Linked DNA regions of Homo sapiens: all the other regions are linked to region 2. Evidence: read pairs that join two places in POLR2A ChIA-PET (ENCODE). Cell type or tissue: PC-9. All regions are shown on one strand. Region 1 overlaps PITPNM3 (PITPNM family member 3). Region 2 overlaps KIAA0753. Region 3 overlaps PITPNM3 (PITPNM family member 3).

Region 1 (2,500 bases), 98 kb before region 2:
CCCCTTACTGGGCATTGGGAGCCCTGGCCAGGCTCCGGGCCAGACTGGTGGCTTTGCTCATGAAGCCTGGCTGAGGAGCGAAGACCTGCATGCTCCCTCCCTGCTCAGGCCACTCCCAACATGGAGCCTCCCCTGCATGCTCCTCCCTGCTCAGGCCACTCCCAGCATGGAGCCTCCCCTGAGCTGCAGGTTGAGACTCACGCTCATTACCCTTCACCTGGCCCAGCGTAAGCCCCTGCACTCATTCCCCGGCCCCTCCTGTTCTCCTCCACATTGGCTTCTAGAATAATCTTTCTAAAAAGTGGCTCTCCGCTCCCCTGCTTAAACCATTCAGTGGATCCACAGGGGCACTCCCAAGAAGGCCCCTAACTCCTCAGCCTGGCATTCAAGGCCTTCATCTCCAGCTTTTCCACCCCTGCCTCTTTTCCAAGACCTCCCACCCCTTTTTACCACCCCCTAGCTCCACACCTCACCCCCAGCCCAATGCTCCACACCCCAACCTCAGACAGGACAAACTCCCCAAATCTCCATTCTTCCCATACCTTTTATTCTACGTCTTTCCCATGTCTTTTATTTCATCCGTATGGTATGTTACATCGATTGATTTTCACATACTGAATAACTTTGCCTTCCTGGGCTAAATTCCGCTTAGTCCTTGACAAATCTTGTCATCTCACTATTCTTTTATGCTTGGGGTTTTTATATCTCTTCCAGGACAATTTATACTAACAATCTATGAGCTGTCATTTAAGGAATGACAACCTCATAGATTGTCCAACCTCAGTCAAGACAAACTCTCCAAATCTCCCTGCTTCCCACACCTCCCTCCGTACCTTTGTCCCTGCAGCTCCCTCTGCCCTCACTGGTCTGTCCCAACCCCAGCAAAGCCTCCTTACCTCCTCATGTGGCAGCTCCAGCGCTACCTCCTCTTTCAGCCCTCTGTGCCTTGTTCCCCATCTTGTTAGAGCAATTAGCTCACTGGACTGTCACTGCCCCACCCCCGTCTGGGAGCCGGTCAATTCTGAGTCCACTTCTGAGTCATCTGTGTGTCCCCTGCAGTGACCAGCACAGGGTCTGACACAGAGTAAGTGTCCATTCCTGTGCATTGCATGCATAAGTGAGGGAAGGAATGTATGAGTGCACAGTGAGCCCCTCACCACTTTGGGCTCAGACAGGGAGGAAAGGGACACACCCAGAAAAGCACAGCTGTCAGCAGAGTGGTCCGTGCTACAGACAAGAGACCAACTCAGCTGTGCTGGGCATGAGGACAGTGGTCTGGGAGAGGCTGGAGTATCAAGGAGGCTTCCCAGAGGCAGCGCATGGGATTGTGGGAGCTAGAGATGAAGTCAGGGGAAGAGCCGGGGCAAAGGCAGGAAGCTGACGAGCTCCGCATGAGCCCAGGGATCTCTCTGCAAGCAGCCCCCTGGCCATTTGACTAGGAGACAGTGGGGGTGGAAGAGGAGGGGAGGGATGGCCAGGAAGCCATGAATATCAGAATCAGAGATAACCTTGGTATTACTGGGTTTAGCAACAATTTGACAGCCCCTTTATGTCCCTCATGGTAGCTCTCCCAGGGCTGTTTGATTCCTGTAGTGATAGGAAACTTACTAACTCTGGAAATTTATGATTGCTAGAAGGAAGGCTGGAACCACATTGTGGATGGCCTTCGGTGCCAGGTTGGGGGATCTATACTTCATACTGCAGTCAACAAAGACCTACTTGCCAATTTCGTGGCAGAATGATAGGACTGGATTTCTATTTTAGAAGTGTCGTGGTAGGATTGGATAAAGATGGTAAACTGACTACACGATCTAGTCTTTTTCTCCTCCTCCAGATCCCTAGAAAATGACATCAAGCATTTTTATGTGAATTAATCTTTAGTAGCACTGTAAAATAAGAAGTGTCCTTAGCAGACCAGAAACTGTGTGGCATCCCCAAAAGTTAGAAGGCAGAGAGATCTAAGGAGGGAGGCAGGACTGGTTACATAATTTTCAGGGCCCAGTGTAAAATGAAAATGTGGGTCCCTTTGTTCAAACTAATTAAAAATTTCAAGATGGCGACAGTAGAGTAGAAAATCAAGTGTGTGGAGCCTTGTGTGACTGCAAAGGACAAATGCTCACAAGGCTAGCCCAGGAGAAAGAAAACCATAACCTCAAGCCTGCAAAGAAAGGTCTGTGGCTTGGCCAGGCACAGTGGCTCACGCCTGTAGTCCCAGCACTTAGGGAGGCCGAGGTGGGTGGATCATGAGGTCAGGAGTTTGAGACCAACCTGGCCAACATAGTGAAACCCCATCTCTACTAAAAATATTTAAAAAATTAGCCATGGGGGGCAGGAGAATCACTTGAACCCAGGAGGTGGAGGTTTCAAGGAACTGAGATCACACCACTGCACTCCAGCCTGGGCGACAGAGCGAGACTCCATCTCAAAAAAGAAAGGTCTGTGGCCAGTGATGGAGGCAGCACAGAAGGAACAGCAGGCTTATGGGTGAAAAATACAGAAG
Region 2 (2,500 bases):
ATGTAGAATAGGCCTGCTTACCTTTTCCTAACTCAGAAGCAAATATTTACCTCTGTTTTTGCATGCTGTCAATTTCCTTGGCTTTTAACTCTTCTAGTTCCTTCAATCTTTTGGAAGTTTCAGCATCAAGCCAAGCGAGCCTAGCAGACAGTCAAAAGAGTCAAACCAATTCTGCCTCGACACTGCAGGGTGTCATCATCACAGAAACAGACCAGAAATCAGGACCACTGCAGAGCAGAGCACCAATCCAGGCTCTATTAAGCTACTCAGTAGGTAACATAATCTCTCCGTACCCCTAAAGCTCTCTAGAACGTGTTCCATGTCAAAAAACATTAATGCACAACGCAATGAGAACCTGTCTCAAACGTTCTCAAGAAAACCAGCTATCACTCAGACTTGGGGTTTCTTATTAGACTCAAACAAAACCATTGCTATATCTTCAAGTTGAGACAAACAATGAGCCCCCAGGAGCCATATAGGCATGGTGAAGTCAAATAAAAACAAAAGGGAAAAGTTAACTGTGAACAACTCTGCTGTATGTAAAAGTGCTTTGATTCTTTTGGTTTAGGATATATGAATATTGTCAAATTATTTAATGGACCGCTTTCATTTTTGTTTTCCCATAACTGTAAGAATAATTTCAGCCAAATGAATACAGAGAAACCTGTTCTCACTGTTCTCTTCTTATGGAATGTTCTCACCTCATCTCCCATATTGAAATCCTGCCTGTTCTTCAGGTCCTAGTTTAATTTCCATCCATGAAGCCTAGACCTCTGCAGCCAGAAGTAACCCTCCCCCGTTTCTAAACTCTCTCAGTTCCTAGGTTACATACCGTGTTCTATCTTAAATTATAGTTAATTACATAACTTCTCTATTGACTATAAATAAGCAAGGGCTGGGATTATGGCCTATTTGCCCTTTTTAAAGTCTCCATAGAGCTCATAACACTGTCACATACAAAACTAGCAAGTGATATATAATTGACACATATATAATTTATGAATGAATAAGAAAAAATAGAAGAGCTCACTATAAGCTATATAGTTTGACTGAAACGTTTAATAAACTACATTTTATGTATTTATTCTATTTTTAAAAATAATCTACATTTTAAATAACCAACTTTAAATGTAGGAAAGAGAAGAAAGGGTTCACTTCCAAGTCTATGTAAAAGGAGCTCTTTAATTCTCAAAGATCTGAAAAATACCAGCACAAACCTGGCTGCTTCATGCTCAACAGCACCTGTCAGGTGACTTTCCTCTTGAGGATCTTCTTGCTGGAGAGGCTCTTTTGTGGCATCTCTGGGGCTAGTTTTCACCTTTAGCCATGCAGCACTGAAATAAATGGAAAAGCATACCTTTGTCATCATTCACTCCGTATCCAATGACTCATCCAAGTAGGTGCCAGCTCAGAGATGACAACAGCATTAAATTAATGGTGATCTGTAGCACGGGGCCCTACAGTAGAAGCTGAATGTGAAGAAAAGTGAGATCCTCCCGCACTCAGGCACAGTGTCAAAGGGCAGAAATTCTCCTTTGCTTCAAAGAAGCCATCACCATTTTAAATGAGAAACAGTGATCAATTACAGAATATTGGGTGAGTGTCAACAAAACTCTGTCACAATACATAGATTTGGATCACTAATTACATTCCATATTATAAGGCAACTCCGTATCTTTATAAGGCCTAACAGCACTGTTGAGCCTAGAAGCCTCACCCACCCTCCTCTACCCACCACACATGCACTCTAAAAGACAGTCCATTGTATATTTGGTTTGTAATACAAACTTCAACCACTGAGCTTATCAACTGAATGTAAATCTCCATATTAATACTTGTATACAAAAATACAGAAAACAGAATAGAGTAATAAAAACAAAAAAAGCACATTATGAAGTCAGAAGACCTGATTTTAGGTCTGGCTGTTACATGAATAAGACATTAAATTCTCTAAACATTGTTTCCTTAACTTGAAAATGAGAGTGGATGGATGAGCACGGCCATTCCTTCACACTCATTCGGAATCTTAGGGGGCTTCTCTTCCACCAAGCTGCTCACCCTGACTTCTGATGGCTCCAAAGACAGAACCCTGTAGTCACCTATCTTCTCCCTTCTCCCCTGACATGACTGCTTTTTACTTCTTTCCTTTTTCTGTTCCACCTCCTGGTCCTTTCCATTGTGTTTTCAAAAACTACTGCCTCACGGCAAACGAGCTCCCCTTTATCTTCAACCGATTCCCCTAAAGATTATTTCCACCTAACTGGACCCTGCTCCTCTTCTCTCTAGCCCTGTGAAATGGCAGCTTCTCATTCTAATGTGCTATGAGTGAGGATGACAAGACAGTAACATCAACATTATCCTAATTGCTCCCTGCAGCTAAGACAGTGTTGGTGAGATCTATATAGTTTTATAGTTCATAATTATCTTGACTTAGAGTTAGAATTATTTTAAAATATTTATTTACTCAGCAAAGATTTACTGAATGCCTACTATGTGACTA
Region 3 (2,500 bases), 110 kb before region 2:
GTCTCACTCTGTTGCCAGGCTGGAGTGCAGTGGCACAATCTCGGCTCACTGCAACTTCCACCTCCTGGGTTCAAGCGATTTTCCTGCCTCAGCCTCCCAAGTAGCTGGGATTACAGGCGCATGCCACCATGCCCAGCTAATTTTTTGTATTTTAGTAGAGATGCGGCTTCACCGTGTTCCCCAGGCTGGTCTCGAACTCCTGAGCTCAGGCAATCTGCCTGCCTCGGTCTGCCAAAGTGCTGGGACTACAGGCATGAGCCACCGCACCTGGCACGACAGTATGGTCATCTTTCCACAACTGAGTAAACTGAGGCTGAGAGACATCAAGTAACTTGTCCAAAATGTCACAGCTACTAGACGAGAGAAGCTGAGTGTCAAACCCAGGCCTTTCCAAACCTGCAACCCCAGACACCATCACACCAGTCCCAGCATGTTCTGACTCCTGGTTCCAGGGCAACTTTTACCACCTCGCAATTTGTTTTTAGTGAGTTTTCAAAAATCCAGTGGAACTATTAAATAAAGTATACTTGCATGCAAATTGTCTTATGTGGAAAAGCGCCATTATAAATGCAAGCCATTGCGATTCTTCTTGTTTTAATTCAGGTCACAGATTTTTTCTTCTGCCAATTTTGCATTAAAAATAAACACATTACCATCGATCGTCACCATCATTTCATAAAAGAAAAAGCATTTTAATGCCAAAACTGGGCAGGACATAATTGTAGAATTATGTGAAAAGGAGTCCTCTCAATTGAATGCACTCAACATTATGGAAAAATACATCACAGTATTATTGTTTTTCTCACTGCTGAAAATCTTGGGTTCATTTGGGCATCCCCAACCTAGACAACCTCCAAGGTACCATTTCAGCTCCAAAATTCATCTGCACATACGCTGTCATTCTTTGCTAAATAAGAACACTCTTTTTTTTTTTTTGAGATGGAGTCTCACTCTGTTGCCCAGGCTGGAGTGCAATGGCATAATCTTGGCTCACTGCAACCTCTGCCTCCTGGGTTCAAGCAATTCTTCTGCCTCAGCCTCCCCAGTAGCTGGGATTTCAAGCATGCACCATCACACCTGGCTAATTTTTGTATTTTTAGTAGAGACAGGTTTTCACTATATTGGTCAGGCTGGTCTGGATCTCCTGACCTCAGGTGATCCACCCACCTCAGCCTCCCAAAGTGCTGGAATTACAGGTGTGAGCCACCACGCCCAGCCCAATAAGAACATTCTTAAGGAGCAGAATTTGATGACAGCCTTCAGCAATAGAATTCTAACTACTTAAACACACATTTTTCTTCAGCCAGGTCCAGAGGTCACTAAACATCTCATCAATTCAATTGTGTCTGTGGAAAACAGAGCTGTGGTTTGGCATCCCGGAGACAAGCCCCATGTCGGGTGGCTGTTTTTGCTTCGGGGCTGCCGCTGTCTCCTCTGGCCAGGTGCTCAGAAGGGGAGATGATTGGTTCTTTTCCTCTTCTGCATTCCTGGGGAATGGGGTGACACCCCTATATTCATCATGCTTGTTATTTTATAATGTTTTGACATCTCTGGGGCCTCGCTGGCCAGGAAGAGACTGCCCCTCCCAGAGCTGGCTAATTCCTAGAGGTAATAACAACTCCCTTTGAGGGCACCTTTCATAGGCAAATGAACCAGGCCCAAACCCATATCCCCAACCACCTTCTCTAACTCTCACCCACCAAGCCAATACTTCCCTGGCCCTAAATCAACCCAAGGCCAGCTACCAGGCAACGGGACACCAGCCCTAGAGCCTAGAGCCCAGAGCCCTCGACATGCAAATCAGCCAGCCCTGCATGGTTCTCCTGCTCTGCCCTGCCTTTCCAGAGAAAAAACCAACAAGGGCTCTGGGCCTTGCAGCTTTGGGGGGCTCAGTCCACTCTGCCCACCACCTCCCTGGGCTCAGGTCTGCAGCCACTCTGCAAGCTCTTCCATACCTCAGTTGCTATTTTCTGAGGTGGAGGCGCCTGTGACACCAGCCTTCCTATGGCCTGGAATCCAGCCTTGAGTTGGATTCCTGGCCCTTCTGTCTCCTGACCAAACCAAGTGCTTCCCCCGTGGCCTTGCATGGTGTGGAATGGCCCCATCTCTCAAAACCTGAGCTGAAAATGTTTTGATGACATGAGCCTCTCCACATGCTCAGTCACCTCTACACTAAAGACCCACAGGTAATTTTAACACATTCCCCTTGTGCTGAGCTCAGTTCCTTACACCCCTACGAGTGCTCAGGAAAGAGAACTGCCCTCTCTCTGCCCTGCCCTTTCCATGGCCTGATGCCCTTATGGCCTGAGCCTTGGGGTGCCCCTGACAAAGGCATTCACACTTACCAGCCCCTGAAGGGCTTTGTCTATGAAATTGCCATTGAATGCTAGAAGCAGAAAAAGGTTCTCCATGTAGGGTGTGGTGGCTCACGCCTAAAATCCCAGAATTTTGGGAGACCAAGGCGGGCAGATCACCTGAGGTCAGGAGTTCAAGAGTAGTA

Evidence for each region. Peaks named below come from ENCODE experiments on the same cell type or tissue, not always from the same donor. Only the 100,000 strongest peaks of a DNase experiment are listed, where the experiment ranks them.
Region 1: POLR2A ChIA-PET joins it to region 2 with 5 read pairs; 2 of 35 experiments call an interaction of 5 or more read pairs at or near these places.
Region 3: POLR2A ChIA-PET joins it to region 2 with 8 read pairs; 3 of 35 experiments call an interaction of 5 or more read pairs at or near these places.

Annotation. Positions count from the first base shown.
Region 1 is chr17:6,509,521-6,512,020 of GRCh38, forward strand. The region is part of intron 3 of PITPNM3 (PITPNM family member 3); the gene reads right to left. Among named protein-coding and RNA genes, the nearest start is that of PITPNM3, 46 kb to the right of the region's middle. In PC-9, no CTCF peak of the experiment used is centred here; no DNase peak of the experiment used is centred here.
Region 2 is chr17:6,607,131-6,609,630 of GRCh38, forward strand. KIAA0753 reads right to left here. Exons shown (of 19, transcript NM_014804.3): 10 at 1,218-1,334; 11 at 51-140. Among named protein-coding and RNA genes, the nearest start is that of KIAA0753, 32 kb to the right of the region's middle. In PC-9, no CTCF peak of the experiment used is centred here; a DNase peak (open chromatin) is centred at 1,381; H3K27ac peaks cover 1,731 bases.
Region 3 is chr17:6,499,758-6,502,257 of GRCh38, forward strand. The region is part of intron 4 of PITPNM3 (PITPNM family member 3); the gene reads right to left. Among named protein-coding and RNA genes, the nearest start is that of PITPNM3, 56 kb to the right of the region's middle. RefSeq lists an enhancer at 1,285-1,831. In PC-9, no CTCF peak of the experiment used is centred here; no DNase peak of the experiment used is centred here.